Regions from separate parts of the Homo sapiens genome. Here region 2 is linked to region 1. The links are chromatin loops, found by intact Hi-C in ENCODE. Cell type or tissue: Caco-2. All regions are shown on one strand. Links, peaks and the distances in the headings refer to the core of each region. The heading gives the core; the rest is flanking DNA. Region 1 has its middle 24 kb from the start of CHRM3. Region 2 has its middle 150 kb from the start of CHRM3.

What was found. A loop is a pair of places that touch in the nucleus more often than their neighbours do. Peaks named below come from ENCODE experiments on the same cell type or tissue, not always from the same donor. Only the 100,000 strongest peaks of a DNase experiment are listed, where the experiment ranks them.
Region 2: a loop joins it to region 1, with 12 times the contacts of the local background. A loop is called at or near these places in 1 of 110 quality-filtered maps.

The regions. Positions count from the first base shown.
Region 1 is chr1:239,358,545-239,366,894 of GRCh38, reverse strand. No RefSeq gene overlaps it. Among named protein-coding and RNA genes, the nearest start is that of CHRM3, 24 kb to the left of the region's middle. In Caco-2, for the core only: no CTCF peak of the experiment used is centred there; a DNase peak (open chromatin) is centred at 3,664.
Region 2 is chr1:239,230,207-239,238,556 of GRCh38, reverse strand. No RefSeq gene overlaps it. Among named protein-coding and RNA genes, the nearest start is that of CHRM3, 150 kb to the left of the region's middle. In Caco-2, for the core only: no CTCF peak of the experiment used is centred there; no DNase peak of the experiment used is centred there.

The DNA of each region.
Region 1 (8,350 bases), core at 293-8,292:
GTAGACAAATCTTTGAAGATATAGGTGAAATATCAGGTCTTTCATGAAGTCTTCCCTGTTTCACTAGGAAAGCAGAATTAGCGGTTTTCAGCTCTGTTCTAAATTTTTAGGCACCTTTTTTTCCAGGAGACAATACCATTTCTAGATCTTAAATACGCAAATTCAAACAAGATGATATTCATTCTCTACTACTTTGATTAATATTCAGAATAAAATTTAATACCCAGCATGGATATGGCAATATAAAACATGTTGAATACAGTATTGTTATTAATTTGGAATATCTGAAGGGCAATATTTTCTATAATCTTGCTTGTTAAAAAGAATGTCATTGTTAAAATTGAATTTAATGGATTTCTGGTATAAGAAGACAATTTAGCAAAGTTTCTGCCCCCACCAGGAAGCAGAAACACTGATTTCATCTGTTATTAAATTAGGAGTTATCTATAATTCTGAATCTAAATATACAAAGGTGCAAAGATGTATGAATGATAAATTACTTAATAAGTTAGAGAAACTTCAAATACACACACACATGCACACACACACACATACACACATATGTACCTATAAAGGGAGTTATCAGTGAGAAGAAAGCTGTTCTTTAGAATTCATGTAAGGACACTTTAATCTGTTCTCTTATAGAAATTCTTTTGACTTGTGAAGGTGAGGAACCAGGACTATAGGAAGAAGTGTGTTTGGAGATGGGACGTAAGCTTGGGGTAATTGGGAAGTTTACATTAAGAGCAACTAGATGTTCAGGACCACCTCCCCCTCCCCAGAAGTCAGGCATGTAAACTGGATCAAGAATTTGAGGAATCCTTAGATAGAGAAACTGAACCATCCCAGAGAGTAAGCTTGGATCATGCTTAAAAGAGTGAAGTCTACCAGTCAGAACAATCTGCCATTCACACAGAGCTTAAAAGCAAGCTTTAAATATGAACAGATAGCTTAGCATCTTAAAACTTTTGAGAAAAGCCTCTAACATGAAAAGAGAAAAAGCAACCAATGATAAACAGGGAGCTGAGAAGGAGCAGAGGCAATGTTGAAGGCAAAAACAGCTTCGAAGAAACTGCACTTAATATACTCAGAGACATAAGAAGATAGTGGACCCATTAAAGAAGAGCAGAATGCTATGAAGAAGGAATGGATATTAAAGTAAGAGCTATAGGACATGAAAAATACTGTAGCAAAACAATTTTAAACAAAAGCAAGAGTTTTCCTTTCCACAGTCAAGGAAAACTCCTAGAAGGTAGAAGATATAGGCAAACACATGGATTGTAAGAAATAAAGGTATGGCCATTTTAGGAACAATTAAGGCAATGTCCAAATAATAGAGATTCCAGAATGAGAGAAAATAGACACTAGAGAGGAGGAAATCATCAAAGCAATAATACCTATATGGTTTGGCTGTATCCCCACCCAATTCTCATCTCGAACTGTAGTTCCCATAATTACCTCCCACCAGGGATTTGGTGGGAGGTAATTGAATCATGGGAGAAGTTACCTCCATTCTGTTCTTGTGTTAGTGAATGAGTTTTCATGAGATCTGTTGGTTTTATAAGGGGCTTTTCCCCACCTTCACGCTGCAGTTCTCCTTGCTGCCACCATGTGAAGAAGGACGTGTTTGCTTCCCCTTCTGCCATGATTGTAAGTTTCCTGAGGCCTCCCCAGCCATGCTGAACTGTGAATCAATTAATTTTTTCCTTTATAAATAACGAGTCTTGGATATGTCTTTATTAGCAGTGTGGGAATGGACTAATACAGTACAAATGAAAATTCACCAAAATAGGGACATGAGTCTGCAGATTGAAGGGAATCTGTGGGTGTTCAGAATAATGAATTAAACAAAAGACTTAACCAAGTCACATTTTGGGAGGATTCAAAATATTAGATCATGAAAGTTCCAAGAGTTAAAGGACAGGTCTTATGCAAAGGATCACAGCTAAAATGGGCACCAAACTTTTCTGTAACAGCATTTGAAACTAGAACACACCAGATTAATGAATTTAAAATTGTGTGTCCAAGTGTTACAAATTTGGGGGTGTAGCTCAGTGGCAGAGCGTTTGACTGCACAAATGTGAAAAGTTGGTATGAGAGGGGGTTTGCAAACACACACACACACACACACACACACACACACACACACACACACACACAGGGGAAGGTGGGGAGAAAAATACCCTCCTATATCTGTACTCATCTACTCAGTCTTATCTTCAGATGTAGTAGGAGAAGCATCAGAACCTTATCAAAGGCCAATCCTGCATTTGAGGTCTGAATCCCATTCCAATTAGTTTACTCTAGAACCCTTTGTCTACAATGATTCTGTTTCTCTACTGCATCATTTTTCTTCCGCTTTACTGAATAATCCCCCTTAGCACACAGATAAGCTCTAATCAGTCTTAAATTCAAAAAACTTACAGTGTGTCTCCAGCTCTTATTCCCTTTATCTGCCCACAGCAAATCTTCAAAGATCTGCTAAGTTCTATTTTTTTATTTCCAATTTTATTAGCTCCCATTTACTCTTCAATATACTTTAGTTGGACTGGCATTGCTACCACCATCACAAATTGCTCTTATCAAGATTATCAACTATCTCCATATTGCCAGATGCGATGACCAGGTCTCTGTTCACATCTTCCTTGCCTGCTGAACAGTACTTGACATCGTAAACCGCTCTCTGGTCTTTGAAACAAGTTATTTGGTTGACTTCTGCGATACCACCAAGCACTTACTTTCTCGCAATTACTAGGTTCCTCTTTCTTGGTCTATTTCTCCTCCTCTGCATGACTTCCCTATTGAAGAGCTTACTCAGATGTTCAACAGACATCTCAACATATTTCCAAAATAGTACCCTTGTTTCTCCTGCTCTCAAGTACACTCCCATCCCAGTCTTCTCCATCCCATAGAATGGCCCCCAACCATCCATTTACTCATAATGACAACTAAAATCATCCCTGTTTTCTATATCTCAGGTTGCAGTGAGTCGTGATTACACCACTGCACTCCAGCCTGGGTGACGGGAGTGAGGCCCTGTCTTAAAACAGCAACAACAACAAAACAACCAAAAAACGGTAATTCATATTGTAACGCCTCTTTAGAATCTTTTAAATATTTCTCATTCTGCTTAAACCGAGACTTCTGACTATGACATACAAGGCTTTAAGTTAAGCCACATACATAATGTAACATTTTCTAATAAGCACTTTAGAAAAAGTAAAACAAGTGAATTAATAGTAATAATATTTTAATTTAATCCAATGTATCTCTAAATTATCATTACAATACATAATCCATATAAAATTATTAATGAGATATACTGTATACTTTCTTTATACTAGATCTTCAGAATCCAGTCTACATTTGTGTTTGACACCCGGAGTGCACCTCAATTCAGAGTAGCTTGACTTCAGGTGCTCAGTAGCTACATGTGCCCAGTGGATCCTGTATTGGACAGTACAGCTATATGTGGCTTAGGCCTTAATACTTCTCCCACCTCAGCTATCGGTCTCCATATTTTTTATCATACTCTAATCAAACTGACTTTCCTTCTAATCCTCAAGTATGCCAAGCTTATTCCCACCCTAGGTCTTTGCACAATCATTGCCTCTGTATAGATTTCAATTCCCCAGAGCATCTCACGAGTGGCTCCTTCTTATCATTCAGGTATCAGCTCAAATGCAACATGTTTGCAAAGGCCTCACCTTACTCTTCAATGTAAAGTAGCATTCCTTCCCCTAGGACATCTGAGTCCCATTAATCATGTTTGACATTTTCATGGAACTTATGTGTTTCATTTTTACCTGCACCATTATAATGCTATCTTGAGTATGTGGGCTTTATGTAGCTTGTTTGCAGAGCTTAGAATAGTTCCTGGAATATTTGCTGAATGAATGAATGAAATAATAAATGAAAGAATGCAGAGATAGTCATTAAAATGTTAACAGTAGTAATACAAAGAGTAGAATGTATTTCATTGCATTGGAATTTATAAAACACAATAACAATAAAAGGTTTTGTAATAAACTAACAAAAATACTGTGAAAAGACTGTTGTTGGGTTATGTGAACAGTCAACAGTATCAAAAAGATACCCTTGCTGGTGAAGTGAATGCAGTTCCCTCCAAACAAGAGATGTAACTAATTTGTAATATACATTCAATGGAATGTTTTTACGCTTGATCCTGAGCTAACCAAGAGTATAGTTTATCCCAAAGGTTGCAGTGGATGGATATTGCTTATTACTTGACTCTATTCTTCTTGACATTTGGCATGGGACCAAATTATAGCACTCACGTGTGTGTGTGTGTGTGTGTGTGTGTGTGTGGGTTGCATACACAATTTCTTTAGGAGGTATGGTAGAAAGTACTTGAGGTTACAAATAGCCTTTGCTTTAACCCTAACTTTGTACCTGAATATGGTGATATCCAAATGTTTGATTGTTCCAGGCTAATAGTTGTCATTTCCCAATCTGGGAAGATTGGAAGATTCTTGAAAGCATGTATTCTTATTCTGGCAGCCCAGGAATCTGCATTTCTAAAAGTTCATTCCAGGAGACTCTGCTGTCCTTAGTTGTGGAACATTGCCTAAAGTCAATGATCCATTCCCTTTTGCAGTGCAAGTTCTCCTGAGGAGAATACAGTGAACTACTGTGAGCTACTAACCACTTAGAGGATGATATTTTCAGATCTTTTCTAATTGGCAGCTTGCTGAAAGCAGAGTGTAAAGAGAAAACGTTAAAGATTTTTGTAGAATTCAAGAGATGCCTGGAGAAAGAGTCTGTTATAATGGAATTCCTGGAGTGCTAGGGCTCAGGTAGCATTAGAAGACAGGACATGACCAGCCTGCACGAAGATGGAAAGACACTGAAGAGAAGCAGTGCCCACTGCACAATTTTACCAAAACGTGTAATTAAACTGGGAGAAAAAAAAAAAACCTTAGACATAAACACACATTCAAATTCAAAGAAGAATGAAGAAAAATATTAGTAGTTTGGAGCATAGACTTACAGGTAGCACAATCCCTAGACCCCTGATAAAAACTGGTTTTAGAGACTTACATAGCTGAGATGCAAAAAGATGAATTGTTGGGCATGTAACTCCAGCAGCTAACAGTGCTGAGAAATGAAGCTTGAATCAGGGCTCGTAAGGACTCTGAGTCACCTGGCTATTAGCCTAAAGTGGAATCAAGAAACTATTCTGTCTTGTCTTTCCCTCTAAGCTTTAGATTTAGTGAGCCAGTTTACACCTACTGCAGATGAATCATCCTTCTAAATGACCCTGCTAAATCATATGCAGTTAATTATAAAGATTTTAGTGCTATGTTTTGTGCGTGGGTTGCAGAATACCATTGCCAGACCACATCCTCAATAAAACCTTGAACTGCCATCACGCCACGAATAAAAGAGTGAATTCTTCATTCCCCATAGCTTCAGAGGGGGAAAAAAGTGATAGACTCTCATATCAGGATGCAGCTCTGCTCCAGCCCTGCATCTTTCTCTGTACACAGCTAACCCAGACCTCCATGCGGGTCTCTTATGTATTGTTACTTGGATAATTTGTATCTTTGTAGATGAGTGTGTTCATGGAAATAGCATAAATATCCCGTTAAAAGGTAAGTAAATCTAATATCAGCAAAACAGCATTGTATGGGGGGAAATATGGGTCTGTGTGGCCAGATGATTTGAAGAGCAAATTATTATTTTAAGTAACACATTCATTAACCAAGAGAGCCAAGCAAAGGCGTGCAGTGTCTTCAGCATTTGTTCCAGAATAGAAACGATTCTCTTTTTCCATATCATAGGGAATAAATGTTATCAGAGTACAGGCTTTTCAGTATGACATATCTGAAAGTTCTGATTAGCTTTAAAAAAAGTAATATTTGTGTTTAAAAAATAACTGCTGGTCATAAATTACTTTCCAAATCAAGAATTCACATTACATATATCAGATTTGCAATTATTTCAATTTACATTTATCAAAATGTACTACTGCATTAACTTAATGGGGGAAAAAATGCTTTTTATGCTATTTCCTAGGCAGGAAACATTTTAACCTGGCTTAGTGCATGTTTTTTAAAAGCCTTTTTAATGCAAAAATAAGTGTATTTTTTCCCACTTAACTATAGTCTAAAATCTAGAGTTTTAACAGCAATCACAAACATTTCTTAATTATGGGAAGGAAACGTATGAAGTTATAAGCCAATAAAGCCAATTTTAAGATATTTATGTGAAAGAAGCAACATAAAATATATTAAAATTCTAATACTTTACTGGTCATAGAACAGAATGTAAACTGCAGAACTTTTCTCCCAGAATTGCTGAATTTTTAGTGTACCCTCAAATTTATTTTAGTTGAATTTTAAAAATTTACTTATTACATGTTTTGCAGAAAATAGTGCATTTCAATGTGACATGATTTAATAATATATAGGGACAAAGAGAAAAAATCCTCTATCTCATCAACCCTCAAAGGCTACATAATACTCATTTGTTTGATGAAGAATTTGTTTGAACAAACCCCAAAGTGTTAACTAGTTCTCACCCAACTATTAGCCTTTACAATCAATGTTATAATCAAAACTTTTGTTCAGGTATTGTTGACACTTATCTGAGTAGTCCAAAAAGTTTCTACTACTTTCTAGTGCCATTAAGAATAATATTTCTAAATACCATCTTTTCTCCCACTTCTCAATAAACAGGTCAATAAATAAACACATATAAACTTCTGTATTATTATTATTATTTAATTGCTAGTCAAAGTGAATGTTTTCATGTATTTATTATTCATATTTATTAGCTATTAATTTATTAGCTCATTCTTTAGCCTATTTTAAAAAAAATACAAATATATTTTTTGAACTTCAAGTGCATTGAGTTGAGCTAATTATACTCATCATCACGAAAGAACGTAATTATCAGTGATCTCTGAAAAGTCCAATCCTGTTTTGTTCTTTGTTTCTTGTTTATATTTGTTGATACATCCATGTCCCCCCTTCCATCTCTCATCTCCCCCTACACAATTCCCTGTACATTTTAAACTACTTACTGTACAGTTTTTGTTCGCATGTGTTCTTGTACATATGTTGTTCTTTTGCACACACACGTACTTAGCTCACTTAAATGGCTATGTTTAGAACTTATTCTATTTTATAATTTTCTCATTTATCACAATGCTTTGTAAAATATTAATCCATATTGCTTGGTGTATATCTAGTAATTGTTTCTTCTAACGTTTGCAAAATATTACATGCTATTTACTCATCATAATTTCCATTTCTAATATCCCGGGGATGAGCACCCAGATTCACCCTAACAGTCCATTTGTGCAAAAAATATAGTAATCTTTGGTAAATTAAACCCAGGAATGAATGTAATTGCTGTGCTATTGGGTAGACTTACACATTTTTGATTGGGCACAGCTTGATATGTTGCAAAATTTCTTTTATTTTGTGATTTATATATGTGTGTATGTATTATGTAATCAAATCTATCAATTTGTTCATAATTCTTTCTGGCCTTGGCATCACAGTTAGAAAGCCCTCCCAATTCATTAAACATTCATCATTTGCCTATGTGATTTATTTTATTAAATTTATAACTGTCTCAATTTAAAATTTATTTTGCTAAAAAGAGAAGGTGTGGATTTCACGTAATCTTTTTCACGTTTAACCAATGTATCAACTTGATTCATTGAATAAACATTTCTTGCTGCACAGAATTGAAATATTAGATTGGTGTAAAAGCATTACTTTTAAAAGCAATTAAAAGCAATGGCAAAAACCACAATTGATTTTGCACCGACCAAATAAACTCATTTAACTCTGAATTCTATTTAAATCTTCTCTGGACTTGCTATTCACATTTATTAATCATTTTATTCTCATGCATATATAATACTTTTCAATAAACTTAGAGTTATTATATGGTTTATTGTCTAGTTAATCAGGATAAATTTTTCTTAACTAAACTTTAGAAATAGTACCTGTTTCTCTTTTTTTTTTGAGAGGAGATCTCACTCTATCACCCAAGCCGGAGTGCAGTGGCATGATCATAGCTCACTGCAGTCTTGAATTCCTGGGCTCAAGTGATCCTCTTGCCTCAGCCTGCTGATTAGCTAGGGCTATGGACATACATCACCACATCTTGCTAAATTATTTTTAGTTTTTGTAGAGATGGGATATCGCTATGTTGCCCAGGCTGGTCTCAAACTTCCAGCTTCAAGCTATCATATTGCCTCAGCCTCCTAAAGTATTAGGATTACAGGCATGAGCCACTGTACCTGACCCCTGCTTCTTGTTTTAAAAAATGAAAGTACAATATGTAGAAAGAAATACTCTCCACCTCCTCC
Region 2 (8,350 bases), core at 272-8,271, 130 kb after region 1:
AGCTACATATATAACTTTTTAAGAAACTTTCAAACTATTTTCCAAATTGGTTGCACCTTTTCATATTCCCATGAGCACTGTATGAGATTTCTAGCTTCTCTACATCCTAATGAATACTGATAGGACCAGTCCTTTTAATTTTAGCTATTCAAATAGATGTGACATAGTGTTGTAGGACTTTTCCTTCATTCAGCTAAAGAAGGCGTCCTTGTCACACAACCACGAAAAATCAGGCTCGCAGACCATTTGAAGGGTGAGAAAAATGGAATTTATTGGGTAAAAAGGAAAAAAGAAGGAAAAGAGGGACTCTCAGAAGAGCAAAAGTTCTGCTAGTATATATGCTTCCGGCCTTGTAGATTGAATTCCTCGTTCCATCCCGGAAGAAGACAGGCCAGGTTCCGCCCCTGTGCAATCTGCGCGAACTTCCCGAGGCTCCACCTAGTGCCCATTCCTCCCAGTGCCCAGGCCGGTCAGAGGTTCTCCAGGGACCTATTTTTACTTGGCTGTCTCGGTATTATCTCACTGTGATTTTTATTTGTATTTTTCTACTGACAAATAATGATAAGCATCTTTTCATGTGCTTAGTTGCCATGATTATACTTCTTGGATAATGTATCTGTTCAAATATTTTGACCATTTAAAAATTTGAGTTGTTTTCTTCCTTCTGAATTTTAGGACTTCTTTATATGTTCTGGATACAAAAGTTCCTTATCAGATATATGAATTACAGAAATGTTCTCACTATCTGTGACTTTGCTTTTTATTTCCTTAGCAGTATCATTCAAAGAGCAAATTTGTTTAATTTTGATTTCATCCAGTTTATCAATTTGTACTTTTATAGTTTGTAGTTTTGGTGTTATATCTAAGAATTCTTTGCATAACCCAAGATTATGTAGATTTTTACTTGTTTTCTTTTAGAAGTTTTGTAATTTTAGGTTTTATACTTAGCTTTGTGATCTATTTTGAGTTTTTTTTGTGTATGTTGCTCGGTATAAATTGAAGTTATTAAATTGTGTGTGTGTGTGTATGTATGGATCCAAGATTTCCAGCAACATTACCTGAAAACATTGTTTTTCCTCCACTGAGTTGCCTTTGACCCTTGTCCAAAAAATTATTGATATATATGTGGGGTTCATTTCTGGACTTACTTTATTAATCTCTTTCAATACAAATGCCACATTGTCTTGGTAATATAGGATTATTGTAAGTCCACATGAATTTTAGAATGAGCTTCTTAAATTTTCCAAAAAATGCCTACTAAGATTTTGATTGAGTTATGTAGAATCTATGGAACATTCGTCATGTTAAAATTATTAAATCCTTTGGCCATGAATACACCTGTCCTTTATGTAGGTCTTTAATTCATCTTAGCAATGTCATGTGGTTTCCACTATATAGGCATTGCATCCCTTTTGGCAGATTTAACCCTGAGTTCTTTCAATATTACTTTTCAAAATTTCCACTTTTGTTTTTTTATTGTTATCGCCTAGAAAGAAAATAGGTTTTGGTATTTTGAACTTGTACCTTACAACAGGCTAAACTGTGCCTATTGGTTTACCTTCTAAGTTTAAGAGCACCCACAAGGAGAAGTAATCTTTAGTCTACCTTATCATAGCTGCAGCTGGAGAGGAAAGAAACACAAACTGCTAAAAGGAAGAACACTCAGCGCTGCTTTGATCTTCACCCCTAAAACCCCTGCCCTTGGCATAGCTTTCAGAATGTCAGTTCTCCCTTGATCAACCTAGAACATTTTGCTCTGAATAAGGAATGAATGAGTTCTCCCAGGAGGTGACCAGCTCACCTACAATCCAGCATCTGAATTTCTCATTTGTTTTTAACTTATTGTTTTGAGATTAACTTTTTTAAAGAGTATATTATTAGAAATTATTGCTTTAGGCTGGGCGCGGTGGCTCAGCCCTGTAATCCCAGCACTATGGGAGGCCCAGGCGGGCAGATCACAAAGTCAGGAGATCAAGATCACCCTGGTTAACATGGTGAAACCCCATCTCTACTAAAAATACAAAAAAATTAGCTGGGTGTGGTGGCATTCGCCTGTAGTCCCAGCTACTCAGGAGGCTGAGGCAGGAGAATCGCTTGAACCCAGGAGGCAGAGGTTGCAGTGAACTGAGATCGCACAACTGCATTCCAGCCTGGGCAACAGAGCAATACTCTGTCTCAAAAAAAAGAAAATAAATAAATAGAAATTATTGCTTTAGAATTTGTCACCAGTGTTGTTTAATCATTCACTCACCCTAGATCTACATCCTGCTGCTGCAAAAAATTTATCCACATGAAAGTCATTAAAACTTCTGCTCCTTAGGCTAAAAATACTTAATTATCTGAGTCACTTGTTCAAATCCATGAACAAATGGACAGATGATAATTTCTGAAGTTGTTTATATCATAAAATATAAAAATATTGTGCACTAACATCTATTAAAATATTTTGTTAAAAATCATGCATTTACATTTAAAGTATTAAGTAGATATTTAGAATACATTATAAAATATAAACCAACTTAGAATGTATGAAATAAACATTCAAAAGTTTAAGATAGATTAAACTGAAAAAATATATAAATAGTTGAGGGCGAAGAGCTGTCAGAGGTGTGCGAATCAGAGCAACTCCATCTTAAATAGGATCTGGGTAAAATGAGGCTGAGACCTACCGGGCTGCATTCCTAGATGGTTAAGGCATTCTAAGTCACAGGATGAGATAGGAGGTCAGCACAAAATACAGATCATAAAGACTTTGCTGATAAAACAGGTTTCAGTAAGGAGCCTGCCAAAACCCACCAAAACCAAAATGGCGACAAGAGTGACCTTTGATTGTCCTCACTACTATACTCCCACCAGCACCATCACAGAGCACAAATGCCATGGCAATGTTGGGAAGTTACCCTATATGGTCTAAAACAGGGAGGCAGAGGCATGAATAATCCACCCCTTATTTTAGCATATCATCAAAAATAACCAAAAAAAATGGGCAACCAGCAGCCCTCAGGGCTGCTCTCTCTATGGAGTGGCCATTCTCTTACTCCTTTACTTTCTTAATAAACTTGCTTTCACTTTGCACTGCTGACTTGTCCTGAATTCTTTCTTGAGCAAGATCCAAGAACCTTCTCTTGGGGTCTGGATCAGGACCCCTTTCCTGTAACAGAAATATAAATGGAATTATTCTATGCTTAATGAGAATTTCATGGCTAATCTTCATTACATTTCCTTTTTTCTCTATAGCTTGTATTTTTTTTAAAAAAAAATTTCCACCAAGAGAACAGTTGCTTTTATTGTTTGCTTAAAAATGAAAAAAATCACCTACAAAACACCAGCTTTATTTGCTGCTTTTGCAGCAAGGAAGACAGGTAAACCTTCGTTAAGTAAGAAAGTAATCGAAATTCAGATTTCTAAATTCACAGAGATGAAAACTGAGAGTCACTTCAAGGGCAGAATCTCTGCTAACGCCAATTAGAGCCTCTTTGGAAGACTAAAATTTTGAGGAAGTTTTTCACCAGTGCTGAGTCCAGGCACAAAATCTTTCTCATTCAGATTCTCTTAGTAATGAATCTTAAATCTTTTGTTTAATTTCTACTACAGTAATAATTATGGCTAGGAAGTCTAGGCCCTGAACAAAAATAATAACACATCTTCTAACTCTGTGGATTGAAAAAATAAAATAAAAACATAGAGCTACTTTTGTACAAAAGTAGTTCTACCATTTATTAACCATGTGTTCTTGGGCATGATTTTTGTCCTTGTTGAGGATCAATTATATCATCAGTAAAAACTGATTCTAAAGGAACTTGTTTGAAAATCACTTACGTGAAATCATTTTAAAAATGCCTATTAACTGCACAATTTAGTGTCAGACAAATAGTAAGTGCTTGATAAATGTTATTTGTTTGTTTGTATATATGCTACACATAAATGTTACCTAGACAACCTGGAGCAAAGCAGAATAGTCATTATCTTAGCTCTACAAAAAGTGTTTGAAAATAGTTATACAACCATAAGCCAGGAATCTAAAGTCATTTGGATGAACCCAGGGGAGTGGGCTCATAGACAGTTCTTGTACAATCTATTGAGTCAGCTTTTTGTCTCAGCTTTCTGATTTGCATTTGGTTTATCTTTCAATGACTGGAGTTCTGGAATGAGCCTTAGGCCAGTACTCCTTACACTTTAAGGTGCACACAGTTTACATTAAGATGCAATGGGGCCTAAGTTTCTGCATTTCTTAAAATGTCTATGTGAAGCCAATGCTGCTGATTCGTAGGCCACACTTTGAGTGGCAAGACTGCCCAGACAATTGAAATACCCCGTGTCTGTACTGTCTACTGTGTCAGCCACAGGGCACTTAAATGTGGTAAGTGCAACCAAGGGACTGCATCTTTAATTTTATTTATTTTTAAGGCATTTAAATTTAAATAGCCACCTATAGCTAATGGCTACTGTCTTAAATAGTATCCCTGTGAATAACATGGCTGACACTCTGATATTCTGTATATTCTTTTCCAACTTTCCCTTTGTAGCCCTCGGCTCAGGGTGGGCTCTGTTCTGAAACAAACCCCCATTGTTACTCACTTTACTTGAAGGATTGTCACAGTCCAGAGATTTCTGGTTCTTTCTTTCATCTAAAGAATCAGAGCTCTTAGAATATAACCAGGGCAGGTACGAGGCCATCCAATTGGCTGCCAATTCTAGAATTCCTCTGAGCTCTCTGGATTTCACAATCTGACTTTGTGACTTCCTGTTAAGGGTTGCTCAAGGGTCATTATCCCTTGAAGCTGGGTTAGTCTGAAATTCTACTGTAGGGCATTTCTGCGTTTCTTTGCTTGGCAAATTCACTGCTTTGTTTATTTTACATCCAAATTACACTTGTGCTTCTGTCTTCCTTTACCTAACAATTCACAGTTTTTACATCAAGGTGCTTTGTTTGGAAGGAAGATGAAATTGATCACAGAGGAATTATACAATCTGAAGGATTATAATTTTATATTAAACTCATTAATTTTACCCCCATCACCAAAGCAGCATAAAAACAAATTCTTATAATTGTGAACCCCAAATATCTAAGATCAGTCTCAATCAATTTAGAAAGTTTATCTTCCCAATGACACAGCCTCAGGAGGTTCTGATGACATGTCTCCAATGTGATCGGGGTACAGCTTGCTTTTACACATTTTAGGGAAACATGAGACATAAAGGAATATATGTAATGTGTACATTGGTTAGGTCCAGAAAGGAGGGACAAAAGGTTGGATTCTTTTGAGTCCTGATCAGCCTTTCACTGAATACTCAATTTAGTCTAGCTCAGTGAATCTGCATTTCTACATAAACAATAGGGTAGAGGAAGCAATTAGATATGCATTTGTCTCAGGTGAGCAGAGAAATAACTTTCTGTCCTGCACCTGTAAAGATAAGCTATCAGTTTACATTGCGGGCGAAATTCAACAGAACTGGCTTAGGGTAAAGATCTTCAGGCCCTCAAGGAATTTCCTTGAGGGCAAATTGTGAAGGAGGTCTGTAGCTTTTTTTTATCTTTGTAGCTATCTTATTTAGGGATAAAATGGGAGGCAGGTTTACCTGACATAGCTCCCTGCTTGACTTTCCTCTTGGTTTACTGATTTTGGGGTCCCAGATTTATTTTCCTTTTACGTATTTATATGGCATTTTATACTTTTGCTTATTTTTATTTCATTGGAGTTTTGCCTCTATTCAAAGGCATCATTCATCCTTTCAAAGAAGGTGCCTATTAGTTTACCTTTCCTCATTGCTTCTTTACTCTTGAATTCCAAGGTATACAACACTCTGAAGATGTGACAATACCACATTAAACTCTAAGAAAATTTGACGTATATGCATATCCAGATTCAACACAATTAAATTAATATTCTATATATATTATTATATGAAATATATGAATAGGTATGAATAATATATAGATTTCATATATATACTATGTATGTAGTATATAGTCTATATACTATATACTTATATATAGTATATAGATTTCATATATATACTACTCCAGTACTGCTCCTATATATGAGTATTTATATATGAAATTAACATATATCAAATTTCATATTAATTTCATATATAATTAATATTTTAATTAATATATATCATAAATTTCATATTAATTTCATATATAAATACTCATATACAGGAGCAGTACTGGAATACTACAGTTAACTTAGCAAATATTAAATGTGAAGCAATTATTAAAATAAATCTTTGTTTAGGACAAATATCTGTTTGTCAAGATTCTAGGTCACATTACCTAAGTCAGCTTTCCCAGTTCAAATGGTCTGAGTGTGATCTAGGCTTTAGTTGTAAAAGATATTTCTTCTGCTGTTGTTGAAGTTATGTAGTGATTTAATAAGTTTCTTTTTTTAAATCAAATAAGTTATCAAGATATTTACTTTCCTAGTTTTTATTTTGCCTTTGAAATGGGAATTACCTTATACAAATACAGCATAAATACATATAGATTCTCTTTTTAATATGAATGGGAGAACATGTCAAGCTCAGGTGTGATTATTAATAGCATTGCACTTTGATCATATTTCATACACTTGTTTCCAAAACATTTCTGGAAATTGTTCTCCTGTTAATGAATGAAATGCCCTGGAACAAACATTTAAGAAAAGGGTAGAAAAAACTGAATTTGGTTTAGCCTGAGAAAACTAAGAATTAAAGGAAGTGTTGAAAACCAATAGAGACCATAACATTTCAAGAGAACAAGGCTAGAAAGTGCTGATGGGGAGATACGGGAAAGGAAAAACAGTGTAATAGCTTGTGAGGGGTCAGATAATTTGCCATTATAATTTTAGGAATAAAAGAATGCAATTAGAAACCAAGAGTCATCTTGTGCATTCTAAAGGTGGAAGCCACAAATCTCCTCATGCAAATGTAATAGCATTGAAGTTTCTTAGCGCTGACCTGTCTTTTACAGAGAAGAAAACTATGGTGGGGTGATACACTGATTTTCTTACTAAACTCCCCAGTGAATGGCAGAGCCAGAGGATGAGCTCTGGTCTCTGATTCACTGATATTCATTACAGGCGTCGCTGGGAGAAAACTAGTTAGCATCCTCCTAAGGTTCACTCCAACACTTGTGACCTGGGAGCCATTTCCTGTTGTTTCCTACACTGTGTTCTTCCTGTTGGTCTGAAATGTCATCTGCATTGTCATCCATCTACAGAGTATCTCATGGGTTTGTTTGCCCTCTTCAGTCTACTGGCTCATCACATTCTTTCTGTCTCTGCACACTTCATACTGGTTTGATACAAATATCAATTTTTTCATGACCTACCTACCCATTTTTTTCTTAATTTAGAAATACTTCTAGCATGCAGAAAAGTAATGACAAAAACCACAATTACTTTTGCACTAACCTAATATCATACACAATCATATAGCGACCCATTTAAAAAAAAAACAAAAAACTTACTTAGATTGCTACTTTAGCTTCAGAGCACTCATAGATTCAGTTAATGTACCCTATCCTCAGCAAAATTCCATTTCCTTCTTTCGCTTCTCAATTAACTTTAATTCTGAATTTGATGTTTATCATGCCAAGCCTGTTTCTATACTTTCAACAAATTCACACGTATCTAGAAACAATGCCTCATATTGCTATGACTAGTAAATGTCAACGGATGTCTGCAAGACAAACTCCCAACAGTTTCTTCAGTACTTCAATCCTGGATTAAAGAAGTTTCAGCCTTACTACATATGCCTAATTGTTCTCCAAAGCAGCTGGACAAATTTATACTCTTGGACCCAACATAAAACTATCCCCTTGGCCTACATCATTTACAATACTTGGTATTGCAAGACTTTTATATCTTTACCCATTTCCTATGGTGCTGAAATGACGGCTGACTTTTACTTTACTTTCGATTTCTCGAATTATAATTTCTCTAGTTTCCAGTGAGGTTTTTCTCATGCACATTAGCCCCTTGGGTTTATATTTCTATAGATCATCTCTTCATATCATTTACCTACTGGGTTTCATTGGATTGTTGGTTTGTTTTTTAATTGATTTAATATTTTACTTGATTAGTTTTATATTTTTAAAGGTTAATATTTAAATTAATATTTTATGGGTTTTATATCCATATTCTTCTACTCATATTTTCTTAGTTTTATATCTGTGTTCTTCTACACTTCTAATTATATGCTAAATATGTGCTAAATTTTCTGTGAATGTATCTCATATTCTCCCAAATTCTCCAATGGGACTCTAATACTCTTCTAATGAAGTAATCTATTGATTCCATTTTAAAAGTTTGGCTTTTATTCCCCTTGTGGGGAGACTATGTTCTTCTGGTCTTACCTGGACTGA